Regions from separate parts of the Homo sapiens genome. Here region 2 is linked to region 1. The links are chromatin loops, found by intact Hi-C in ENCODE. Cell type or tissue: breast epithelium. All regions are shown on one strand. Each heading gives the region's core, and the rest is flanking DNA. Links, peaks and the distances in the headings are about the cores only. Region 1 has its middle 18 kb from the start of TGFBR2. Region 2 overlaps TGFBR2 (transforming growth factor beta receptor 2).

What was found. Peaks named below come from ENCODE experiments on the same cell type or tissue, not always from the same donor. Only the 100,000 strongest peaks of a DNase experiment are listed, where the experiment ranks them.
Region 2: it touches region 1 in a loop (26-fold over the local background); 3 of 110 quality-filtered maps call a loop at or near these places.

The regions. Positions count from the first base shown.
Region 1 is chr3:30,585,731-30,592,216 of GRCh38, forward strand. No RefSeq gene overlaps it. Among named protein-coding and RNA genes, the nearest start is that of TGFBR2, 18 kb to the right of the region's middle. In breast epithelium, for the core only: no CTCF peak of the experiment used is centred there; no DNase peak of the experiment used is centred there.
Region 2 is chr3:30,661,306-30,667,791 of GRCh38, forward strand. All of the region lies in intron 3 of TGFBR2 (transforming growth factor beta receptor 2), which reads left to right. Among named protein-coding and RNA genes, the nearest start is that of TGFBR2, 58 kb to the left of the region's middle. In breast epithelium, for the core only: no CTCF peak of the experiment used is centred there; no DNase peak of the experiment used is centred there; H3K27ac peaks cover 1,126 bases.

The sequences.
Region 1 (6,486 bases), core at 631-5,630:
GATATTATGTCCAGTCATATGAAAATATATGGTTCTTGTACTGGAAGAAATCACATTAGACTGTATAAAATTTACCCATAAGGAAATTACAGTCTAGGAGAGGAGATAGTGAAATGATGAATAAATGCAATATTGTGTGATAAGAATCACATAATCAAAACATAATCTTGGAATTACATATGGCTTGAATTCAAGCTCTGCTATACTGTAGTGGTGAGGCCGTAAACACATTTCTTGTGCTATGTTGGTGTTCGCCCTCAGCGTTACCTTCATGTTTGCTAGATGGCTACAGGGGATCCAACCATCTCCTCATACAGCCATGTCAATAGACCTCAAAGGGAAAGTTAAGATGTTAATTATAGGGGACAGTGGGTGGGAGGTATATGGGAACTCTTTGTACTGTCTTTCCATTTTTCTGTAAATCTATAACCATTCTAAGTAATCAAGTGTATTTTTGAACAGAAAAAAAAATGAAAGTTATGCATCTCTTGTTAAAAGCAACAAAATTCTGTCAGAATCCACTCTTCTCCTATTTACCCACTATCAGCACACTTCCTCTTATTTGGCCAGAATTGCCATGTCTTAACCTCTAGATGTCAAAGCTAGCAAAACGGCACGATTGGCCCAAACTAATTAATATTTATCCTCTGAAATGTTCAGGGAAGAGGCTCTTTTTCTAGGATATGTGGATACACAGTGAAAAAACACTTGAACAAAATATGGAAGGAAATCCAGGAAGGAAAATTATGTGAGGTTAAGGGGTGGGAATGGGTTAGATTCACTTGGGAAGGCAATCAAAATACCTTCTAAACCACCCTCACAGTTAGTGTATGAAAGGAGCTTAGCATAGTGTATAGTAATGTAAGAGCTCAATAAACGGTTATTAATGTTATCATAAAAATATTTGATTTGATCTGATCGGGGCAGCTTTCCACAAGATGAGTCACTCTGACCATTGAAGACAGAGGCAATGTGAAATTTCCCAGTTGAGAAATGACAAAGGAAGGAAGCCAGAGTTAGTGAGGATGGGGAAGGTGGACAATTAAGGAGATGCTAAGTACTCAATTTCCAGTTTGGGTATGGAAGAGGAGTCTAGAACGACCTCAAGCTTGCTGGCATGATGGAACTAATGTCGGTAGATGCTGGTGTCATTTGTTAAAAAACGAATGCCAGAGAAGTGTCTGGTTTGATTACAGAGGCAGAGGTGCCAGTTCTGGGAGGAACATGATAAATTTGAGGTGTCTGCAGGACATTCTAGTGCAGATTTAATTGCAGTGCAGACTGCTACCACTTATTTAGTAGTTTGGCATTCATTTGGTCAACGAATATTTGTTGTATACCAGTAGTTTGGCATTCATTTGGTCAACAAACATTTGTTGTATACCTACTATATAGTTGGGACTAAGTTTAATCATTTATAAGCATTCTCTTATGTAATCTTTGCAATAGTTGGCCAGTGATCTCCAGCCATCACTTTTGAGGCCAATTTTGGAATCCATTCACTGCTGCATCACTGATAGTTAATTATCTTGTTGGCAGCAATATTCTCAAGCACAAAGGCCACATTGTGTGTGTTAACCCAGGAGTGTTTTTATCTGTCTCTCATTATAATTAGAATCAGGCCTGCACCCTCATTAACTATTTCTCTTTCCATGGACATTGGAGAACCTGGCAAACAAATGCTTGAAAATGCACTGAGTGCAATTGACTAATGAAATACCAGTTTCAAATACCTATAAAGAAAAAGCTTAATGTTATACATACATATATATATAAAAACTTTTATGTTATATATATGTGCATATATATGTAACTTAACACGTATCTGTGCTTTACAAGTTATAAAGAGTTTTCATAGATACGGTCACATTTGATTTTCAAGAAAACATTGACAGACACAATTTTTAAATTAAACTTTTATTTTGAGATAATTGTAGATTCACATATAGTTATAAGAAATAATGCAGAGAGAGTACATATACTCCAATTGAGTTTTCCCTCAGTGATAACACTGCAAAAATGCAGTGCCATATCATGCAGTGACAAGATATTGATATCGATACAGTCAAGATGCAGAACATGTCTGTCACCACCAGCTTCCTCATGTTGCCTCTTCATAGTCACACCTACTCCCTACTGCCTTGCCCCCTCCTTAACCCTTGGCAACCACTAATCTGTTCTCCATTTTCATATTTTTGTAATTTCAAGAGTATTATAAATAGAAACATATACCATGTAAGTTTTTGCCATCAACTTTATTTCATTGGGATATTTATCTCGATATGTATCCAGGCTGCTGCATGTATCAGTGTAGTTCATTTTCTTTTATTGCTAAGTACTATTCCCTTGGCATAGATGTATCACAGTTTGTTTAATCATTCACTAGTTGAATGACTTCTGTGTTATTTCCAGTTTGAGGCTATTAGAAATTATCTGCTATAAACATTCTCGTTCATTTTTTTGTGGGAACACACATCATCATTTTTCTGGAATACATACCCAGGAGTGAAATTGTTGGGTTACATGAAAATTGCATGTTTAATTATTGTTAAAACTGCCAGACTGTTTTCTAAAATGGCTGTATTGTTTTACGTTCCCACCAATGATGTCTGAGTGAATCCGTTTCTCTTTATCCTCACTAGAATTTGATGTTGTCATTACTTTTTTCAGATTTATTTATTTTTATTATTTATGTATTTTTTTTTTGAGACGGAGTCTCGCTGTAGCCCAGATTGGAGTGCAGTGGCGTGATCTCGGCTCACTGCAGTCTCCGCCCCCTGGGGTTCGCGCCATTCTCCTGCCTCAGCCTCCCGAGTAGCTGGGACTACAGGCGCCCACCACCACGCCTGGCTAATTTTTTTGTGTGTGTTTTTAGTAGAGATGGGGTTTCACCCTGTTAGCCAGGATGGTCTCAATCTCCTGACCTCGTGATCCGCCCGCCTCGGCCTCCCAAAGTTCTGAGATTACAGGCGTGAGCCACCACGCCTGGCCCTTTTTTCAGGTTTATTGAGGCATAACTGACAAGTAAAAATTGTATACGTTTAAAGTATACAACGTGATGTTTTGATATAGGTACCACTACCAAGCTAATGAACATATTCATTACCCTACATAATTCCTTTTGTGTGTGTGTGGGTGTGGTGAGAACATTTAAGATCTAATCTCTTGGCAAATTTCAATATACAATACATTATTATTTCTTATAAACACCATGCTATATATTAGATCTCTAGAATTATTTGTCCTGCATAACTGAAACATTGTGCCTTTGACCAATATTTCTCCATTTCCCCCACTTTCAGCCCCTGGCAACCACCATTGTACTGTCTGCTTCTATGAGTCCAACTTTTTCAGATTTTACATAGAAGTGAGATTTACTGTAAGATCCAACAGTCCCACTTTTGGGTATATATCCAAAGGAAAGATGAAATCAGTATTCCAAAAAGATATTTTCACTCCTATGTTCATTACAGCATTATTCACAGTAGAAAAAAATATGACATCAACCTAAATGTCCATTGACAGATGAATGGATGAATGGATAAACACACACACACACACACACACACACACACACACACACACACATTTCTATGCACAATGAAATATTATTCAGGCTTTAAAAAGAAGAAAATCCTGTTATATGTAACCACATGAATGAAACTGGAAGACACTGTACTAAGTGAAAAAATCTAAGTACAGAAAGACAATGTTGTTAGTTTTATTTTAGCCATACTTGTAGGTATTTAATGATATTTCATCGTGGTTATAATTTGCAATTCGTTAAAGGCTAATGATGTTGAACATCTTTTTATGTGCTTGTTTGCCATTTGTATGTATTCTTTGGTGAAATGTACCCTCGCTTTTTTGGCTCATGTTTTAGTTTCATTGTTTGCTTTGTACTACTGAGTTTTGAGAATTCTTTTTATATTATAGATACTAGTCCTGTATCACATATGTGGTTTGCAAATGTTTTCTTGCTTTCTGTAGCTTGTCTTTTTTTTCCTTCTCAACAAGGTCTTCACAGAGCAAACTTTTAAATTATGAAATCTAATTTATTAATTTTTTCTATTATGAATGTGCCTTTCTTCTCGAGACTATAAACTCTTTGCCTAAAGCTAGATTCCAAAGACTGGTCCTCCTATTTTTCTAAAACTCTAATAGCTGTACTTTCTACATTAAGTCTGTAATTCATTTTGAGTTAATTTTTGTATAAAATACGAGTTAGTTTGAGGGTTTGTGTGTGTGTGTTTGTGTGTGTGTGTGTGTATGTGTGTGTGGGGTTTTTTTGCATATGGAAATCCAAAGTCCAAATGGTCCAGCACCATTTGTAGAAAAGGCTATCTTTCCTCAATTAAATTGCTTTTCTATGTTAGTAAAAAATTATTTGGGCATATTTATGTGAGTCTATTTCTAGGCTTTATTTCTGGTCTTGATTACTGTAGCTTGAAGACTGTTTTCTTTATTTCTATTATTTTCTTTCAAAATTGTTTTAGCTATTTTCTTTGCCTTTCCATATAAATTTTGGAATACATTTTCTGTTAATATTTTATATCTACAAAAATATTGCTGATATTTTGATAGGAAACACACTAAAGATGTCAATTCTTAAATTGACATCTTTAAGAATTGGTATCTTTTAAGAATTGACATCTTTACTATTTTGAGTATTACAATCTGTGGACCTGATACATCTCTCCATTCATGATCTTTCTTAATTTCTTTCAACAATGTTGTCTGGTTTTTAGCTTACAAGTTCTATATGTTGTTCAATTTACGCCCCAGTATTTCATTTCATTTTTGAGCTATGTAAAGGGTATTGTATTTTTACTTTTAGTGCCTATATGTTCATTGTTAGAAAATACGGAGATACATTTGATATTTGTTATCTTGTAGCTTGTGACCTTGCTGAACTCACCTATTATTTCTTGAAGTTGTTTTTATTTTGTAGCTTGTCAATAACAAATTAGAACAGTTTTCACTTTTCCTTTCTGATCTGTATGCCATTTATTTATTTATTTATTTATTTATTTATTTATTTATTTTTGCCTTTTTGCACTGGCTAAAAATCTAATACTATGTTGAATAAGAATGTGAGAGTGAACACTCTTCCTCGTTTTTACAAGTTTTTTATGGATGCTCTTTATAAAGTTAAGTAAGTTCTCCTACATTACTATTTTTGAGAGTTTTTTAAAAATCAGAAGTGGATATTTACTTTTGTCAAACGCTTTTTCTACGTGAATTGATGTAATTATATAATTTTTATTTTGTAGCCTGTTGATTTGATGGATTACACTGATTGATTTATGATATTGAACCATTTTGTGTTCATACAATAAACCCTATTTGGTCATGCTATTTCACTCATTTACTATGTTGTTGAATGATATTTGCTAATATCGCATTAAGCATTTTTGCATCTATATTCATAAGTGTATTAATCTTTAATTTTTTTTGTACTGTCTTTGTCTGGTTTTTGTATTAGGACAATACCAGCTTCAGTAAATGAACTGGAAAGTGCTCCCTCCTTTTCTATTTTCCAGAATGGAGTGCATAGAATTGGTGTTAATTCTTTAAATACTTGGTAGAATCCTTCATTGAAACCATCTGGGACTGAAAATTCCTTTTTTGGAGTTTTTTTTTTTTTTTTTTTTGAGACGGAGTCTCGCTCTGTCGCCCAGGCTGGAGTGCAGTGGCGCCATCTCAGCTCACTGCAAGCTCCGCCTCCCGGGTTCACGCCATTCTCCTGTCTCAGCCTCCCGAGTAGCTGGGACTACAGGCGTCACCGCGCCTGGCTAACTTTTTGTATTTTTAGTAGAGACGGGGTTTCATCATGTTAGCCGGGATGGTCTCGATCTCCTGACCTTGTGATCCGCCCACCTCGGCCTCCCAAAGTGCTGGGATTACAGGCGTGAGCCACCGCGCCAGGCCCTTTTTTGGAGTTTTAAAATTACAAATTCAATTTGCTTAATAGTTAGAGATCTATTCGCATTATCTATTTTATGGTTAGTGGATTGGGGTAGTTTATGCTTTTCAAGGAATTGACCCCTATTATCTAAGTTGTCAAATTATATGGGTAGAGTTGTCCATGGTGTTCCAATATCCTTTGATGTCTGCAGAGTCTGCACGTGGCATCCCCATTTCATCCTGATATTGGTAATTTGTGTTTTCACTCCATTTTTCTTTGTCAAGCTTGCTAGAGTTTTGTCAATTTTATCCATCTTTTCCAATAAACTGTTCTCTGTTTCACTGATATTTTTCCTATAGTTTTCTATTTTCAATTTTATTGATTTTTTGTTCTTATCTTTATTGCTTCATTTATTCTGCTTGCTCTGAGTTTATTTGGTTTCTGTTTTTCAAGGTTCTTGAGGTGGAAGCTTAGATTATTTATTAGAGAAGTTTCCTTTTTTCTAATTTATGTATTTAATACTATAAGTTTTCCTCTCAGCACTGCTTTAACTGTATCTCACAATTTGAACACGTTGT
Region 2 (6,486 bases), core at 885-5,884, 76 kb after region 1:
GAGGACAGATGTGTCATCATTTCCTGGACAAAGCCTGGTACCTTGTAGGCACCCTCCTAATGTTGGTTGCCCTCCTTTTAAAGTCAGAGCAAGAGAAGTAGCAGGAATCTATATCCTAAGGAGGAACATAAAGGGTGAAAAGCACAGTGGAAGGGATGCCTAAAAGAGCAAAGGCTGAATCAGGGTTTTAATGGCCTGAAATGACCAATTTTCTAAAACTTGACAGGTAGATGTAAAATCAGACATATAGGTTCAAACAATCGATTGCAAAGGAGCACTTGTCAAAACACTGGCTGGGAATCTGCTCATGTGATGAAGACCCCAGGGTTTAGAGGTGAGTTAAGGTCATTTTGAAATCAGGATGATCTGGCTGAAAGAATCAAAACAAAACAGAAAGAACAAACCATCAGGAGCCTTAAACTCCACTTGGTGGAAGAGGAGGTGAGAGTCCTGCTGTAATCTTTGCTACACAAGTTATATTCCAAGTATTATATCTGTGTCTATCAAAACACATGATGAAGAATCTTAAATAGCAAGCGTGGTTTCAGAGAACAGATCACTTTACCCTTAGAAAAAAGGTCCTGGCATTTATTGGGCGCTATATGCTGGGCAGGCTGATTTTAGGGTCTGATAAATCTGTCAGACTTTAGAGTCTCATCAATGTATCTCTTGAAAAGTAACCGAGGAAAACATGGCTGTTCAACCTGAAAATGAAATGATCTAGGGGTTGTGAGTTTCATATCCAGCAGGAGTTTAATAGTTCTCATCCCATAGAAAACGGATTCATTTTGTTACTTTTTGCTTTAGAGAACAGCAGAAGGACCAATAATAGAAGCACACAGAGGCTACATTTGACTTAATGTAAAGAATAATTTTAAACATATCCCAATATTTAGACTTTATCCCAATATATCTGCAGTTAGAAATATTGTGATTTGATTATGGAATGATAACAAAGGAATGATGTCCTTCTACCATAACATTTTCAGGCAGAGGTTTCACCTCTACCTCTCATGGGTATTCTAGAAAGAGATTATCATACTGGATTAGAATACATGCAAGGCTTTTCCATCTGGGAGAGAGATAAGAAGGAAATAATACAAAGGAGACTGTGCCATGGGATAGGAGAGGTGGCGAATAGCTTTGTTCTGAAATATGTGCAGTTGGAATAAAACAACCACATTGATTGGAGAGAAGACTTCTTTCATCATTTGAGGAAAAAATACTCTCAAAATATATCCAGAATGTCAAACAGTGCTATCAATAGCTAGAAGTTAAATTAAATCCTTCATTGCTAGTGAGCTTACTGTCCTTTTGTTGTTTAATTGAAATGACTTTTTATTGTTTGCCTAAATTGGTGTGCTTTTTACTAGGATGATGGATGGGGAAGCATATCTCATTCTACACTCCTCCACCAGTTAATTGACTAGAAAATTATCATGGGCCATTTTCTCATTGGCTAGTGCTGAATACAGCTGTACCAGAGCTTTGCAAACAATTCCACTAAGAAATTTTTTGTAGGAGGAAAGCATCTCTATGGCAGAGTACCAAAGAACTTAACTTTATTTTTGCTAAACTGTTTAGCAAGAATAAAATTTACCTCTGAAACTTGAATGTGTAAATGAATCACTGAGAGAACTTTTAAATGTAGATTCTGATTCAGTTAGTTGAGGACAGCGCTAAGACTCTGCATTTCCAGTAAGTTCCCAGGGGATGCTGATGACTGCTGGTCTGCGGGCACACTTAGAATAACGAGGTGACAAGTTATTCTTTATGTAACATGCCAACAAAATTTTTAAAGGTACAGAAAATGATGGCAAGATCTTTGAACTCTGCAATATGAAGCATATATGTGAGTGCTTAGCTTTCACTCTCTTTCTGTGTGTGTGTGTGTGTATACAGATACTAAGACACAGATACATTCACATATATACATCTAAATATATATACAGTACAGTCCATATTCAGATTTCTTCAAGGTTAATGGGTCTATTGTTTAAATTCGGAATCCAGTCAAGGACAACACATTAAAATTGATTGTTTTGCCTCTACAGTGTGTTTTTTTGGTTTTCATGACATTGACTTTGATTTGAATAGGTCAGACCATTTCATGTACTTTATAAAGGCACTTTGTAGATTTGTCTGATGATTTGATTAATTCAGATTAAACATTTTTTAAAGATTCTGGTGTTTTTATTGTAGGAAGTTTTTTTAAAACAGTAATTCTGCAAAAAAGCAAGGTTTGCCATTTGTATTCAGTCATATTAGTAGCAAGACGACTACAGATGCATACTTGGATGATAAAACAAGTTTAAAAGCTCAAGAAAATGATAACTATAAAAGCCAGGAATAGTGATTACTTTTTAGAGGAAGGGAGGGATCTCCGATTGAGTTGGGGAACATGAACAGACTTCTGGGGTGGCCAGCAAAATTATATTTTCTGACCTGACCAGTGGTTACAAGAGTGTTGATCTTATAGTAATTCACTAAGCCAGACACTTGTTTTATGCACTTTTCTGTATCTGTGTTTTATTTTGGAATGAATTCTTTTTCACAAGAGAGAAATCAGAGTAATTTCTCTAGTTTTGAGGGCCATACTGTGCTCTTGGGCCAAGTATATTATTTTAAATACCCTTAGGAGAAAGGAAAGAGGAAGAGAGGGCTAACTTTTTTGGGGGGGGGAGTTGGGGGGGCAGGGGGAGATGTTCTCGTTCTGTTGCCCAGGCTAAAATGCAGTGGCACCATTATAGCTCACTGCAGTCTTGAACTTCTGGGCTCGTGATCCTCCTGCCTCAGCCTTTTAAGTAGCTCAGATTACATGCCCACACCACCACATCCAGCTAATTTTTTTTTTTTTTTATACAGACAGGGTCTCAATATATTGCCCAGGCTGGTGTCAAACTCCTGGGCTCAAGTGATCCTCCCACCTCAGCCTCACGAAGTGCTGGGATTACAGGTGTGAGGCACCATATCTTCCCCCCATTTTTTTTTAATCATCTGAGTGGCTTCAAAGCTTTTGTTCTTTCCATACCACCAAGCTATCTCCTTAACAATGAACTGTGAGATCCATTTAATAATTCTGAAAATTTCCAGTCACTTCTGTCACTCATAGAGGCCAGACTTAGTTGCAAATAAGGAGCCATTTGCAAATGTCAGAGTCTTGTTACATAAATATTTTTTTAAAGACAAATGTCAAATTCTTTTTTTTTCTGTCTTCCAAAGATAAATGTTAGTATGCCATAAAAAAAAATACAAACTGGCAGAAAACCTCAAGGGGAAATCCTGTGGTATACTTTCCTTTGGAGTGATTGAAAAGTAAACAATTTGTCTTATAACTTGAGTATGCATGTGCGCACACACATGCACACGCGCGTGCGCGCACACACACGTTGCTCTCAGCCTCTTTTATGTCCTTTGTTATGCCGACACCAGTTCCTAAAAGGAACTTAAAACTGAACCTCCCTAATCCACTATTTTAAATAAAAGTCACTTGGTTAAAAAAATAAAAGCATTAAATTAAGGCCAACTTGGTAAATAAAATCCTATGTGGATCAGTTAATGTGTCTTGATAAAAAGCAAATCAACATAGCTGAATTTGGGAGATAGGCTCCTACTTTAATATTTGAAGTAGTTTGGCAATTCCTCCACTCGGTAAAGGAGTTTAGGGTGAACATTTAGTGGGATACTAATTTATCCGAGCAATAGAAAGGGACGTGGATGACAGTTTTTCGCACACCTTGGTGTATTAGTGCACTAATGAGCCTCAGATGCCAAGAGAGATTCTTGTGAAGTTGGCAGTGAAGCTCTAGCCGCAAGGATGTTCACATGCCAGCATGTTCACCTAAAGCGAGAGTATATATGCAACTGGCTGAGATCCAAAGAAGGAAACTGTGCTAAAGAGAGATAGCTGAGGGGAAGGAAGAACTTCCTGTCTCAAGTCATGTTAATTATAACATTAAAAGGACAGCATTCATTTATTGAGTACTTACTAGGAACAACTTTTACTTAACAAGAATACTTATTTACTAAGTAGACAAAAATGTTGTAGAAGCAACCAAGGTTCAGTATCCTCCTCTGTAAAACGGGGGTAAGAGAATCTAACTCATACATAGGGTTATTGGAGAAATAAAGTAGATCATGTTTACAAAATAAATTGTCCGGTGCCTAACCCAACAAAGCACATCGTATATGAGTTATCTTTCTTATTGTTACAAGATTTCAAAGGAGGGCTTCTCCTCAAATTCTACACTGCGGAGCTCCCTTCCCACTCCACAGAAGCTCCGACAGCATCCACAGTTGTCCATGTGCAGCACAACAAATCAAGCCAGGCAGATCTCCCATTGGCACTAGTTACCAACTTCCTAGAGAAACCCATCAATCTCAAAATTCCTGCTCTAGCAAGTCCTGGAAAAGAGACTAGAGCCCAAATGCCTTCACTCTGCCAAGGGAGCTTCCCTTTTTGTGTGTCTGTGCCATGGACTTCTTGAAGTAGGGAAGCCTGTGGACCCCTTCTCACTGTGATGTTTTTTAAATGCATAAAATAGAACATGGAGTATTTCAAAGAAAACCAATTACATTGAAATACAATGACCAAATATTTTAAAAATGAATTTGTGTTATAGTAATATATGTTTCTATAATAATGCTTTAAATAACAATAGCAGCAGATCTAAACAATTGAAATGTCTAAATGGTGAGCGTAAGTCACATGCTGAGACGTCTGCAACAACAAACTCATAGGTACAGCTGATACTAGGAAATATTAATTTTTAATTAAAGGTTAGAGAAAATAAAAAAAGATGCAATTTTTGCCCATTCAAATTCACAGACCCACTGAACTCTATTTATGGAACCCAGGCTAAAAATGTTTACTATTATAGCCTCATTTTTTTATGGGCCTTGGATAAATTCCACCCTTATTTTTAATGCCCTTCAGAGCTATATCTGGTTCAATGTTATTACTATTCATGGAAGGTCCCAATAGTGCAACAATTATGTTTTGAGCTCTGCTAAGATCTAGGCCATGAGAATAGGCTCTGAGAAAAGAAAAAGATTTGGGGGTTCTCCTTCACATAAAACTTTTTATTTCCTGGCAGGAAAAAGATGCATATTTACAGAGACACTACTAAACTGTGGTTCTTAGTTCAGAACAAAGGAATATAATCCCCATACCCAAAATATACTCCTTTAGACACATTATACAAGAATTGCCAATGTCAGTCGGTGGATGGCTGTAAAATCACTTAGTCCAGGCTACACTAAAGAAAAACACTTTATCAAATTGGGAGCTTATATAAAGTCATTCTTCCCCTCCCCCGCAACCCCTACCCCCCCATCCCCGCCCGCACAAACACAGGGTCTTGCTCTGTTACCCAGGCTGGAATGCAGTGGCAGGATCATAGTGTGCTGCCGCCTTGAACTCCTGCCTCAAGTAAAGTAATCCTCCTGCCTCAGCCACCGTAATAGCTGGGACTACAGGAAGCACCACAGTGTCTGGCTAATTTTTTTTTTTTTTAAGTTTGTGTAGAGACAGTCTCACTATGTTGCCCAGGCTAGTCTCAAACTCCTAGGCTCAAGTGATTCTCCCGCCAAAGTGCTAGGATTTCAGGTGTGAGCCACCACACCCAGCCTAAGGTCATTGCCATTCTTAGTTGGCTCTCACCAATATGAAGTTTAGAGATCAGGTATGGGGTTGAGATCAGAAGTCTCTCCAATCAGGCAATGCTCATTGTAAATACCAGCTTTGCTGTTGCCTAAATTTATCATCTGGGAAAATTACTTAAACTGTCTGATCTTTAGCTTCCCTATCTGTAAAATGGGGTTTATAATAATAGCAGTTTCTACCTCATAGGGTTTTTCTATCAATTAAATTTAAATATTCTATAAAATCCTTAGCACACAGCCAGGAACTTAGTAAGTGTTCAGTTTATGAGTTTCTCTGTAACTGGCGGCTGATGAAAAGAAGCATTTCCTGTTGGTCTTCGACTAAAGGAGATGCTGGCTTGTACCTACACCAACAGCTGTTGGGTTTTCTAGTAGCAACCCAAGGGTTAATACTGCCAGAGGGTGTGGGTGGCTCCTGTTTAGATAAAGCCACATCCCAAAGCTTCCTTCCAGCCCTGGTTGCTATTGTTAGAGTTTTTCACCACCTCTTTGAAGTTTCAAGATTGACAGATGTTATTCAAGAATTCCTCCCCCTCAAATTTTTTAAGTGTAAGTCTTCTAAAGAAATAACAGGAAATTTTAGGAGAAAGTAAAACTTTGGTTTCTGACATTGAACTGGGGATTTCTAGAATCTTCTTCAGTCAGTGCCACACATAAACTTAAGGGGATTTCTGTTTTTGTGTTTCCTTTAGGCTAAAAAGGAATTGAAATTAGCAAATACGACTGTTTTTATAGATATTTAGGAATTGTAAAATAAAATTATCCATGATGAATCAACATTTCATCTGGACGTTTTAGTGAATTAAGGACAAAGCTAAGTAA